Linked DNA regions of Homo sapiens: regions 2 and 3 are each linked to region 1. Evidence: chromatin contacts called from ENCODE Hi-C or POLR2A ChIA-PET data. All regions are on one chromosome and are shown on one strand. The core of a region is the stretch at or near the end of the contact, and the rest is flanking DNA. Distances in the headings are between cores, read along the strand shown.

Region 1 (4,058 bases), core at 549-3,048:
CCGGCCTCTAGGGGGCAAGTGAAGGTCACACTTAAATGAAAGTTTTCAAAGTCGCTTCGAAGGGCCTCCGGCTGGGCCAGAGCTTTCCCCCACCCCACCTTGTTCCATCGTGGATACACTCAACAAACATATCCCAGAGCCCTCTCCTTGCCAGGCCCTCCAGCTTGGGCAAAACATCCCAGGTCCCTGTTCTCGCAGCGCCCAAATAGCAGGGGAGGGGCTCCAGGCAGGCGAACACACAGGGCCGGGGAGGTGGGAAACTCCGCGAAGGAAGGAGAGGAAACCACGCGGGATGAAGGGCAACGGGGGCCGCAAGCGGGGGCAGGAGCGCCAGGAACGAGGAACGAAGGGGGAAGGGAGGAAAGGACGCCCAGGCTTCCGGAAGACTCGGGGGTCCCATCCCCACTGTGCAGAGGGCTAGAGCGGGAGCTGGGGGAGGGAGAGGTCAGAGGTCAAGGCTGCCGCGTGGAGCGTGGGCCGTGGAGTGGGGGAGGGGGCGGGCAGACTCCTCCCCGCCGGCAGCCAGGGCAGAGGGCTGGAGGAAACGCGGAGAACTCCTCGGTGCTGGAGGAAACGAGGGGAACTCCTCGCCGGCCTTGCGGTCCCCCACAGCCCACGGAGTGCCACTCCCAGTCCCCACAGACCCCACCTGCGTCGCCCTGTGCTGAGAGGAGGCCGCAGGGCTGGGGCCGGGAGTGACCCCAATTAGAGCTGCTGTTTCCCAGCTGCATAGGTCCCAACCGCGGGGGCTGGAGATGAGGCGGGCTTGAGGCCCCTAGTCCCGGCTTCAGAGGTGGAGGGTGTGACCCGCAGGTCCGGGATCCCGGGGTCTGTGCAGTCACACGGCCCTTCCCTTCGCTCAGGAAAGCCCGGGGCTGAGTTTCATGCTCAACCGCTGCCAACTTGAAATTCCTAGCTTTTGAATAAGGGGCCCCGCGTTTGCATTTTGCACTGGGCCCCGAAAATTCTGTGGCTGGCCCTGCCTGGTGTGAAGCTCACAGAGCCCCACTATGCGCCGCCTTTCTATGGCTGGGGGCCGGATGAGGGACCCGGGTCTGCTCTTACTCGCCCCAAGGGTCCCTGACACCAGCCCAGAACGGGGTGGAGCTGGAAAGAGCCCACACCTGCTTCCTCTGCCCACCTCATCTCCCGCGGGGCCTCTGAGACCGCCCGGGACCCGCTTCTATCGCGGCACCGTGGTGTAGCTCCCTCCGGGGTCGTATGCTGTATGTTTACTAGCCGAATTCTCAGTCCTGGACGCTCCGTGGGGCCAGGGAATATGATCTGTGCTCCGCTGCAGCCTCGCGCCCAGAGTAAATATCGGTCGGATGAACTAATCTTACATATAAAACAGAAATCATTTCCCTTTTTTAATATGGCACGTGGCTCTTCCCTAAGTCGCCCTGGGTTAAATACCGACTCAATTAACAAGATGCTAAAAACCGTTTACGTTTTTTTACGTTTTTTACGTTTAATTCACCAGACGGTGCGCTCCACGAGGGAAGGGGCCTGGCCTCCCTAGTTCAGGGTTGTGCTTAGTGCCTGCAACCGGCCGGGCCCGCGGGGGCAGCCAGGAGAGAAAGGCGCGCCCAGCGCCCCCAGGCCCGGATCCGCCCTCAGCCCGCGTGCGCTCCCCTCCCCCCTCCCCCCAATCGCCGCGCGCCCGGGTGCGGCTGGGCGGGGTTAGAACTACGCTTCCCGGCGGTCCCCGCGCGCCCGGGGCGGGGCGGGGCCGGCTGGGGGCGGGGCTGAGCTGGCGGGGGCGGCAGGCTACAAAGCCCGGGGGCGGTGCCGGGGCGCAGAGTCCCCGCAGCGCCGGTCGGGAGCGCAGCGCGGCGCACGTCGGCGCGCACGGCGGGACGGGCGCCGGAGTGGTCGGGCCTGGCGGCTGGACGGGCGCCCCTCGCTGCCCCGCGCGCTCCCCGCCGCCCCCCATGAGCGCAGCCCCGCGCGGCCCGGGTCCGTAGGCGGCGGGGCGCCCCCCATGCTGCTGCAGCCCGCGCCGTGCGCCCCGAGCGCGGGCTTCCCGCGGCCCCTGGCCGCCCCCGGCGCCATGCACGGCTCGCAGAAGGACACCACGTTCACCAAGATCTTCGTGGGCGGCCTGCCGTACCACACTACCGACGCCTCGCTCAGGAAGTACTTCGAGGGCTTCGGCGACATCGAGGAGGCCGTGGTCATCACCGACCGCCAGACGGGCAAGTCCCGCGGCTACGGCTTCGTAAGTGGCCCCCGCGCCCGGGCCCGCACCCCGCCGCACACCTTATCGCGGCCCGGGCGCCGAGTCCACTCCGGGGCACACGCCCAGACGGCCCGCTGCCGCCCCCGCCCCAGGCGCCTCCAGCCGGCGCCCGCACCTGCCGCCTCTCCCGGGCGCGCTCCTGCCGGTCCCGCCCCCACCACCCCAGGCCCCGGCCCCCACCCCCACCCCCACCCCCACCCCCACCCCCGGTTTAAAAGGAAGAGCCGCTGTGTTCAATTAGGACTCCTAAGTTGGTGGGGAGGTTTTGGAGCCAGAGGGCACTCGGGATTTCCTGGAGCAGCGGGGGGTGAGGAGCAATGGCTCCACCCCGGGGTGTTAGGAGCTCTTCGGCCTCCCCCATATTTTTAACAGCCCTCTCAGCCGCCCCAAATAAACATCAGCTTAAGTAAAAACGTCTTGAAGACACTTTCCTGCTTACCTTCCAAGCATAGCGTCGCAAACTCCTTCTCAGAGGAAAGTCTCGGCCCTCACTGGTGGGCAAGTCCAGGCGGCCCCCCAAGCTCCCTTCGGGGTTCATTTTTGCCCTATCCCCGCAGGGGATTATTTTTGTCCTTGAAGGCCACATTTCCCAGGCCTTGAACTTTGACGGGAGGAGCTGGAATCCAGGAGGCATCTTTGTGGGAGAGCCCCAGGTAGGGTTCAGAGGAGCTTTGGCTCAAGGACCCTGGGTCACAGGCACCCTCAGAGGAAGGGAAGAGAGGGGTGGCAGCATCCGGTGCCAGGGCGGAGCCGTCTGCCCCTTTCGCCCCTGGTTCCCCCCACGGCAGCCCCTGATGTGTCTCTGCTCCACCAGGTGACCATGGCCGACCGGGCGGCAGCTGAGAGGGCTTGCAAAGACCCGAACCCCATCATCGACGGCCGCAAGGCCAACGTGAACCTGGCATATCTGGGCGCCAAGCCGCGGAGCCTCCAGACGGGTGAGAGCTTGTGTTTTCCTGCCTGGCTCTTCTCGGTTTCTATATTGGGTGTCGGTATCTGTCGGGTGGAAAGAGGCCCCCCCTCCTCGCCCCAGCAGTGGCAGTCGGCTATCATGTGCCTGCAGAGCCGGCACAGGGCAGCCATCCCCCCCTCGAGGATCTAGACCCCTTCTCACAGCGTGTGGCCCAAAGAAGGGGGCGGGGGGCAGGGAGGGTACTGCACCCCAGTTGCCAGCTGTCCTCGCAGGAGGGAGGAAGTGGCCATGGGGCCTGGAGGTTGGGAGTGCCGACACCAGTGGCTGCTGACACCTGCGTCACTCACTGCCACACTTCAGCGGTGTGCCTTGGGGTTCACAAGGGGGAGGCCTGGGAGGGGAGAGGAAGCGGATGATCCCTTTTGACTAGAGGTGTGTGGCTTGTGGGATTCTGCCACCCTGTGTGCAGCCCTTGAGACGTGGCTCGTGCAGCAAGGCCAAGTCCCTGATTGTTCTCTCGTTTTAGGCTTTGCCATTGGGGTGCAGCAGCTGCACCCCACCTTGATCCAGCGGACTTACGGGTGAGTGGACATGGCTGGCTTGGGGTGGGTAGTCCGTGGAGATGAAGTGGAGAGGGCCTTGGGCTTCCTGGGTCTGGAAGGCTGGGGAAATGACAGTTTTCAGACATTTGATTGCGTTTAAGCCAAGGGAGTGAAGAGAAGGCAGATTGCACTTCTCCATCCCTGGCAGAGGCCATACCACCTAGGGGATGGTGAGCCTTGGAGCCTGCCTGCCTTGGTACACACCCCAGCTCCCTTCGCTAGGTGTGTGGCCTCAGTTTCCTCACCCGTAAAATGGGAGTGGTCACAGCACATCTGAGTTCTCTGAATGGAGGGCCTAGGG
Region 2 (4,058 bases), core at 1,112-3,611, 4.7 Mb after region 1:
GACTCCACATGGGATCACCAGGCCAGCTCACTCAGGAGACCTGGTTGGCACCTCCTCCTGACAGGTGCACCCTGTATATCCAAGTGGGGAAGGATGTGCTGTGTTGAGAAGCTGAGAGTCTGGGTCGCGCTTCCCAGGGCCAGATGCCCCAGTCGCTGGAGACCTCTCCTCCCTGAGCTGGGCTGACTCCATGGCTTTGCTGTCTCTGTTCTCTTCCTGCATATGATGTTCCAGGAGCCAAGAAGCAATTCTAGAATGTACAGGTCAATCTTGGCAGATGAAACTGAATTTTCCCTCTTCTCTTCTGCTTCCTGTGTCCCCTTCCTTAAACTCATCACTGTTCTCTTACTGGCCATTGCCGGGCTCTGGTGGGAGCAGGTTGGCTTCACCTTTGTGAAGAGACAAGAGACAGTGTGATGCGGCCCCAAGCCTGTGGAGGATGCCACCAGGCCAGACTGCAACTTCTCTGCGTGACTCCCCCGTGCTGGGCCTCTGTTTCCCCTTCTGTCAAATGGGGAGTCACAGCGTCTACCCTGCAGGGCAGGTAAGATCTTCTTATTATAGTCAGAAACACATTCTAGGTCCTTACCAAGTCCACACTTACACAAACAGGTGAATTAAATATTTCACAAAATAATACTTACTTTCACCATGCGAGATACTATTATTTTCTTTTTTTCCTTTAGAAATAGGGTCTTGCTGCCACCCCTGCGTGCAGTAGTCCAATCACAGCTCATTGCAGCCTCCAACTCCTGGGCTCAAGTGATCCTCCCGCCTCTGCCTCCACCTCCCCAGGAGCTGGAACTACAAGTATGTGCCCCCACACTCGCCCAATTTTTTTTAAAGTTTTTTTTTTTTTTGTAGAGATGGGGTCTCCATATGTCGCCCAGGCTGATCTCAAACTCCTGGCCTCCAGTGATCTTCCCGCTTCGGCCTCCCAGAGTGCTGAGATTACAGGCATGAGCCACCCACCACGCCATCTGATATCTTCTAGCTTATTCTATTTCATTTTTATTATTATTTTTCTTGAGACGGGGTCTAGCTCTGTCGCCCAGGCTGGAATGCAGTGGTGAGATCTCTGCTGACTGCAATCTTCACGTCTCAGGCTCAAGCGATTCTCCTGCCTCAGACTCCCGAGTAGCTGGGGATTACACGTGTCTGTCACCACGCCCGGCTAGTTTTTTTGTATTTTTAGAGTAGAGACAGGGTTTCACCATTTTGCCCAGGCTGGTCTTGAACTCCTCACCTCAAGTGATCCGCCCGCCTCCGCCTCCCAAAGTGTTGGGATTACAGGCGTGAGCCACCGCGCCCAGCCTATTGCATTTTTATAGTCACCACCCACTACTTTTTTTTTCCAGGACCCAATATTGGTCCGTGATCTGATGATGTTCACGGTCAAGACGGAAGCAAAAAAAGCACACACCGCGCGCCCTCGGTCACTAATCACGCGGAGTATACGCGAGGAGGGCCCGCAGCTAAGCGACGGCGGGCGGCCGAGCTTCCTCCACGGCCGGGGAGGTGGGCAAGGCCTCCGGGCCGCAGCCCCGGGTACGAGCGGAGGCTCCGAGGCCCCCGGTAGCCAGTCAGAATTTATTTTAAGGGAAATGGAAAGCTGCGGCAGGCTTTGGGAGGAGGGGCAGGATTAAAAGAGAAAGTGTGCTCAGCATGTTATATTTAGAGGCTGCCACGCCGGAAGCGCCGCCTTCCCGGGAGCTGCCGCCGCGCCCGCCCCCCGCCGGCACCTGGGCACTGGGGCGGGAGTCCCGGGGCTGCCCGGGAACACCCGGCGCCCAGGGCCTCCGCCACTCCCCGGTCCCCCATGAGGGTGAGGGCTATAGGCGCATCTGGCCCAAGATAGGGGAGTCGTCCGGACCCCACTTCTGTAGGAGGGGAAACTGAGGCCAAGGGGGCAAAGCCCCCGTGTTCGCGGCGCCCAGGGTCCGGGGCGGCGCCGGCACGCGCGCGGGCGGGGCCTGGCGCTCCTCCCCGGTCCCGCCCACTGAGCGTGCAAACCGCAGCCGCCCGCCCACGCGCACGCGCGCTCCTCCCGGGCCGCTTCCCACCCCTCCCCCCGCCCGCTCAGTCTCGTGCTCCCAGCTCCGCGAGGGGCCCGCCGGGAGCCGGCCGAGGGTGGGGCGGATCGCCGGGGAGACCCGCCCCCGGCCAGCGGCGCCTTGCTGCGCAGGAACGACGCGAGGGCCCGCCCCCCAGCTGGCGGCCCGGCCATATTTAAAGGACGGCGGGCGCGGCGAGCCAATGGGCGGCGAGCGTGAAGGGGCGGTGCGTGGCGGTGCGTGGCGGCGCGAGGCCCCGGATGTGGCTGCGGCGGCCCCTCCTCCCCCGCGCTCCTCTCAGAGCCCCAGTCGCGCGCCCCTTCTTGGTTCGCTCGGTGCCCGCGCAGGCCCCTCGGGCGGTGGCGAGGAGGCGCCCAGGCGGAGGCGGCGGCGGGCGGAGGAGCGCAGGAGCGGGCGGCCAGGCCACCGCGCGGCGGCGGAGCGGGCCGCGGCCCGGCGCTCCTTCCCCACCGCGGCCCGACGCACCCCGGCCGCCGCCATGAGCGGCTCCTCAGGCACCCCGTATCTGGGCAGCAAGATCAGCCTCATCTCCAAGGCGCAGATCCGCTACGAGGGCATTCTCTACACCATCGACACCGACAACTCCACCGTGGCGCTCGCCAAAGGTAGCGGCCGCCGCCCGCCCGAGCCCGCTGACCCCCGTCCGCCAACAGCCCCGGCCTGCGGTGCCCTCCCCGCCCCGGGGCGCCCCGGAGCCTGGCGCCCAGACCCCGCCCAGAACCCACCCAGGGCACACCCGGCCCGAGATCCCCTGCCCGCGCCTTCACCCCGGACGCCCCCGAGGCGCCCCCTTCCCGCGCGCCACCCTCCCCCAGCGTAGCCGGCCGCACAATGGTCTCCCTGGGCTCCCAGGGCGGCGGGATTGTGCGCGGGCGCCCGGCGGTGTTTGGTGAGGGGCGGGCCCGGCCCCCGCGGTGCCGCCCCCTCGGCCGCCCAGCCCACCTCTGCAGGTGCCAGCTCCGAGGAGCAGGGCGGCTCCCGTCAGCGGGCCTCCTCCCCGCCAGCCTGGGGGGATCCCTGCGGGGGAGCCTCGAGGTCGGGTGGCGGGGCCAGTGTCCCGGCGTCTCCCGAAGGCTGGGGGTGGGGTCACAACACGCGAATCCTGCAAGCCTTTCTGGAACTTATTAGACAGCTGGGGCCTTGATCCTGAACAAATACCGCGTCCTAATGCGGCCTCCTGCCAAGGCAGAAGCATCCGTTGGCAGCCAGATGCCCCGGTTTAAACGGTTCTCCTGCTCTATCCTGACCTTCCCACTGTGGGGCTTACCTTTTGGTGACAGCCGCCTGTGGGTGCTCGTAACCGGCTGTGGCCGCTGGAGGACTTACAGGAGGGGGGCTCTTTAGAGTCAGAATCTCTGAGGTTGTTGAGGCAGCGGGTGGTCCAGAGTTTCTTTGTCTTCATCACCCAGAGAAGACGGGGAGTGCACTTCCCCTGCCTCTCAGAGAAAAGTGCCCGTGGAGCCACGTCTGCCTAAGCCCGTGTGTGTGCTGGATCTGGCGCTAGGCTCCCAGGGGTTCTTGAAGTGTCTAGACGCGTCTGAAACGCTGCTTAGGTCACAGGGAACTTCATGTGTAGAAGAACGCACTCATTCCAAACAGGGAGTGTCTCCTTTTGAAGCCCGTCTCCTGCGTGGCTTCAGGAGCTTGTTGAGTATGCCAGGGCTATGCACTCACTTGCAGCCATGGAACCTCACTACACTTATTACAGGAGAGCCCAGTTAGAGAAGCTGAGGCCCAGAGTAGGCCCAGGAGTTAGCAGGAGTTGTGTCTTACCAGTTAGAGGCTGCTGTCCCACCCACCTCTGCCCCTAGAGGCTTGCTAGAAAGAGACTTGGGCGCTCCTGGAAGCCTGCTGGTTAGGGGTTAGTAGACTCAATTCCTTATAGATGCGGAAGCCGGGGTCAGAGGTCCATAATCCTGGGACCCTGTCTCCCTTTGTTTTCTGTTACAGCTGTTCCAAGGTTTGTTATGGATAGAAGGGTAA
Region 3 (4,058 bases), core at 783-3,282, 3.8 Mb before region 1:
TCTATTACTCGTTGTCTAAGTATCATAAAACTTAGCATTTTAAGTCTTGTTTGATATCAATCAAGAAAGAACATCCACTTCAGGGGAAAGAAGTACAGTAAAATAAGAACATTGTAAATCTCCTTCTTGACATATACAAAAGAGAAGGTAAAAGGCCTCCTAAGACCCCTACCTAGTGGCCAGGCCTGGACGGCAGCTGTTGCTACCTCGCCTTTTCTTTTGTTGAGCTTAATCTCATGTCAAGTCATTCAACCAACTCAAAAGCAATGAAGACATAATTGAATCAACCTGAACTAAATCAGACCTAGGCTTCTTAAAACATACAGCTTAATGCTTCCAAACGATCTAGAAAACTGAAAAACCTAGCTACGCTGTAGGACACACAGTGGCCAATAATACAGGACCCCCAAACTGGCCAGTGGACCACTGCAACCGCCATTTACTTTCTCCGTGTTTAGGAATGTTCAACGCTCCAAGCCCCATAGACTGATTCAGGAAGATAAACTGAGGCTCAAGGAATTTCGAGGTAGAACAATACACCAAAGCCTTAAACCTGAAATGACTACCCTTTTCTGGGGGGTGGGGGGAAAGAAAAAGAAAAAAAAGTTTCTGGGGCTCTCAGGGCGGCCCAGATGCCAGGGTCCCAGAAGTGGCCTTTTCTAGCTCCTGTAACTAAACCTGGCGGAAAACTCCCTGCCTGCTCACCCCACCCCCACCCGCCCAAGAAAGCGCCTTCCCGTCTTCGGTGGCCCTACCCAGAATCCCAAAATGTGGGTTCCAACCCGGGCCCTGAACATCTTCTCAAACTCCCGGGACCCAGGTTCCGGCGCGCGCCCCGCGTGCCGGGTCTTGCCCCTCGGGCGGGACCGCCCAGGCAGCCCCAAATCCAGCCTCCCGGGCCCCCAGCAGCGCCCTCCGCCTCTCCACCATCCCGTCCGGCTCGCAGTCGGGGCCAAATCGAGAGACAAGAGGGCTGTGCCTGAAACTGAGCGGTTTCACCACTCGGCACCTCCTGGCAGAAACTTCCCTTAAAAAAAAAAAAAAAGAAAAGAAAAAAAAAAGCAGCAGCACTTTTGGGCTAGCATTTCAATCCTTCCTGCCCTTTAGAGTTCCCAGTTCTGCTTCCAGCTGGCTTTGGGTGTTCCACTAGAATTGAGTTGTAAAGATATTCTTTAAGTGTTTATAGAACATTAAGACTTAAAAAAATCTTTAAAATTAGAGGAGGGAAAAAAAAAGCCACCTTATCGCACACATCCAGGAAACGCAGCCCCGTGCATCCCTGTTCAGGGATGAGCAGGCGCCCCAAGACTCCCGGGGACAGATTTTTGGGCACCCGAGGGAGTCACGGGGCGCGCGTCGGGGTCCGCGGCGAGGCCCAGCCCCTCCCGCGGTCCCTTAGAGGCGCCCTCCGCCCGGCCCGAGTGGACCGTCCCGGCCATTGTTTACGGGGGGATGCCCGTCCGGACGCATTGTTTTGGCCGCTTCCAACTTGCCCCGGCCCTTCCCCGGGCATCGCGGGGGGACCCTACGCCGACGTTCCCCCTCCGCCCGCGCCCCAAGGGCCAACTGGGCAAATTGGGAGACCCGCCCCGCGGGGCGACCCAACTTTTCGGAACAGCCCCCCACCGCCCACCCCCGCAGACCCCCGCTCCCGGCGGAGATTCAGGGAACCCCGCACCCCAAGCCCCTCTGAATCGTGCGGCGTGAGTGTGACGGCCAAGAGCGGATGCAGCCCGGGATCGCCCGCACCTTCCCGCGGGCGGAAGCGCAGGAGCCGGCTGGGGAGGGGGCGCCCTAGAGGAGCGGATAGAAAGCTGAGACGGGGAACTGAGGTCATCCTGGGGGGGGACAAGACAACGAGAGCCGGGCGCCTCGGGGGCGGCGCGGGAGCCTCCGCAGGACCGGGCGGGCGCCCCGGCTGGCGCGGGCGGGGGGCGCGCCCCCTTTACCTGCGGCTCCGGCTCCTCGGCCATTTCCTCGCGCGGCGGCGGCCGGGACTGAGCTGACACCACTCGGGCCGGCCGGGTTTGAATGAGGAGGAGCGGGCGCGGAGGGGAGGGGGCGGGGAGGGCGGAGGGAGGGAGGGAGGCGTCGCGGAGTTTCTCTCAGCCTTTTGTGCGGACACCTCCCGGATTCCGCGCCCGCACCCGGCCCCCCAAAAGACACGGGGAGCCGCGGGCGAGGGGTGCAGCCATCCGCCGAGGAGCCTAGTGCCTTCGCGCCTCCAAGACCCCCCCCCAACAAAAAAGGAGCGTCCCCCACCCCCACCCCCGCCCGGAGAATATAGGGGCCGGGCTCACCTCGGGCGCGGGGCTAAGGTGAGCGGGGCGGGGGTGCGCACGGGGGCAAAGGCGCGGGCGCCCCCTACTCGTCCGCGCGGGGACAGTGCAGGCGCGGGGGGTCCCTAGAGCCGCCGGGGCGCGGCGCGTCCGGCGCTGGGGGACTGTTGGGTCAGAAAGTGTTCAGGGAGCAGCTGTTGCGCCCTCCCTCGGCCCCGCCGCTCGGAGACGCCCCGCCCCCTGCCTTCACCGGCCGCCCCGCCCCCTGCCTTCACCGGCCGCCCGGCCACGCCCCACACCGCCCCGGCCCCGCCCCAGCGCCCACGTGACTAGCATAGGCGCGCCCCTGCTCCGCCCCCCGCCGCCGACTCCGCCTCCGGGACGGGAGCGAGCGGCGAGCGCGCGCACTCCCAGTTCTCGCTCGGCGACTCCCGCGCACGCGCGCGCCGTGCCACCCTCCCCGCGCCCCCCGCCCCGCACCCCTCCTCCCGCCATCCGGCTTAACGTGGCGGGCGCGCGCCGCGGCGGTAGCCGTGACAGGTACCCGGGGAGGCCGGAGGGAGGGGGCCGCGAGGGTGTGCGCAGGCGCAGATCCGGCCCTGTCCCCGCCGCCCCCTCCTCTGCAAGGTGTGCGCGGGCGAGGGGAGGGGCCCGCGGCCCGAACCCCTGGGTCACCCCGAATTACAAACAAAAACCTTAACGCCGTTGCTCGCGGGTTAGAAGGCAGCTGTGCGCGAAAAACACCAAAGATTTTCTTCAAGCTTGAGGAAGGTCGAGAAGATAAACAGTTTTTAAATGAGTATCTTCAGAAAGCTATTTAATTGTTGTGATTTTTTTTTTTCTGAAAGGGCTGGGCTTGCGCTATTCTAACTTGAGATTTCTAAACTTAGCCTAGGTTCCAAGAATCTACTTGGTTTTGATAGAAATCCATTTGGAGGAAACCGGGGACAAAAAAAGGGACAAAAAAAAAAAAAAAAAAACCGCTACCCTTTCCCCTCCTCCCTACGCACAACTCATTTAAAGCGTTTCCCAAATGTTTTCTTTCCTTACTGAAAAAAAGGACAAAAAAAAGATCCTGATTCCTAAGGCCTGTGATATTTCCCCATTTTAAATAAGCTTCGAGGAACCATAGACATAACAAGCACATCCACAATTTTTCTACCCCAAAATGCAAACTAATGCAAATGTGAAATGGATCTATGCAAGTCGCTACTAACAAAATAGCCAAATATTTGTGTTTTTACCGGCCTTCAGCATATCCAAAATGAAAAAACTTTAAAACACATCAAGAAAAGCATTTAAAATATCTATTTCCTAAATCAAAAGAAAGAACGCACTACAGAAACGATCCGGAGCTGGTGAGCAATGCAATCTTAATAAATAGGAAAAGGAATTTGAGAAGACAGCTCAGCAAAGGGGAAGAATTTGCCAAGTGTCATGTTTTGCTGTCATTTTATATATAACTACTAACCCCACATATGGTCTGGTTAGTCTTTTTTAAAAAGGAAGCGAATCAATTACTCACAATTAATTAGCAGTGCCAGTAGATTCTTAGGCCAGCACTAAAAAACTAAATTGGGTGAATTTTTTTTCACTCAAGTCCACTGATATTGATCACTTTTAGTATTAGGATTCCTTTTCTGACAAAGGATGAATACCTATCTTTAAAATATATTTTTTAAACTTATTGTCACATTCTAAAACACAGTCCAAAAACACTTCATAAACAAGAAACTTCATTTAACTTTATGAAAACAAATGACTATGAGCCTTGCTACA

The links. Hi-C counts contacts between places; a loop is a spot of excess contacts on that map. ChIA-PET counts read pairs that join two places held with the same protein, here RNA polymerase II (POLR2A). Pooled maps may share reads with other maps.
Region 2: a map with no recorded cell type shows a loop between it and region 1 (10-fold over the local background). The contact joins the promoter of LSM14B here to the promoter of RBM38 in region 1. A Hi-C loop is called at or near these places in 2 of 37 single-sample maps with no recorded cell type and 6 of 50 pooled maps.
Region 3: a pooled map shows a loop between it and region 1 (27-fold over the local background). The contact joins the promoter of ZNF217 here to the promoter of RBM38 in region 1. A Hi-C loop is called at or near these places in 6 of 37 single-sample maps with no recorded cell type and 14 of 50 pooled maps. POLR2A ChIA-PET finds 5 or more read pairs at or near these places in 1 of 52 experiments (T-cell).

What each region holds. Positions count from the first base shown.
Region 1 is chr20:57,389,598-57,393,655 of GRCh38, forward strand. It overlaps RBM38 (RNA binding motif protein 38), which reads left to right and starts at 1,799. Exons shown (of 4, transcript NM_017495.6): 1 at 1,799-2,221; 2 at 3,057-3,180; 3 at 3,682-3,736. The coding sequence starts at 1,985. It overlaps RBM38-AS1 (RBM38 antisense RNA 1), which reads right to left and starts at 3,459. Exons shown (of 2, transcript NR_149006.1): 1 at 2,682-3,459. RefSeq lists silencers at 1,482-1,881, 2,232-2,421 and enhancers at 1,516-2,017, 2,018-2,517, 3,272-3,461.
Region 2 is chr20:62,120,114-62,124,171 of GRCh38, forward strand. It overlaps LSM14B (LSM family member 14B), which reads left to right and starts at 2,362. Exons shown (of 9, transcript NM_144703.3): 1 at 2,362-2,680. The coding sequence starts at 2,554. It overlaps LOC105372706 (a long non-coding RNA gene), which reads right to left and starts at 3,571. Exons shown (of 3, transcript XR_936963.2): 1 at 3,343-3,571. RefSeq lists silencers at 1,421-2,510, 2,671-3,210 and enhancers at 1,874-2,561, 2,562-3,250, 3,251-3,938.
Region 3 is chr20:53,591,807-53,595,864 of GRCh38, forward strand. It overlaps ZNF217 (zinc finger protein 217), which reads right to left and starts at 2,033. Exons shown (of 6, transcript NM_006526.3): 1 at 1,950-2,033. RefSeq lists silencers at 744-983, 1,404-1,553, 2,044-2,123, 2,214-3,053.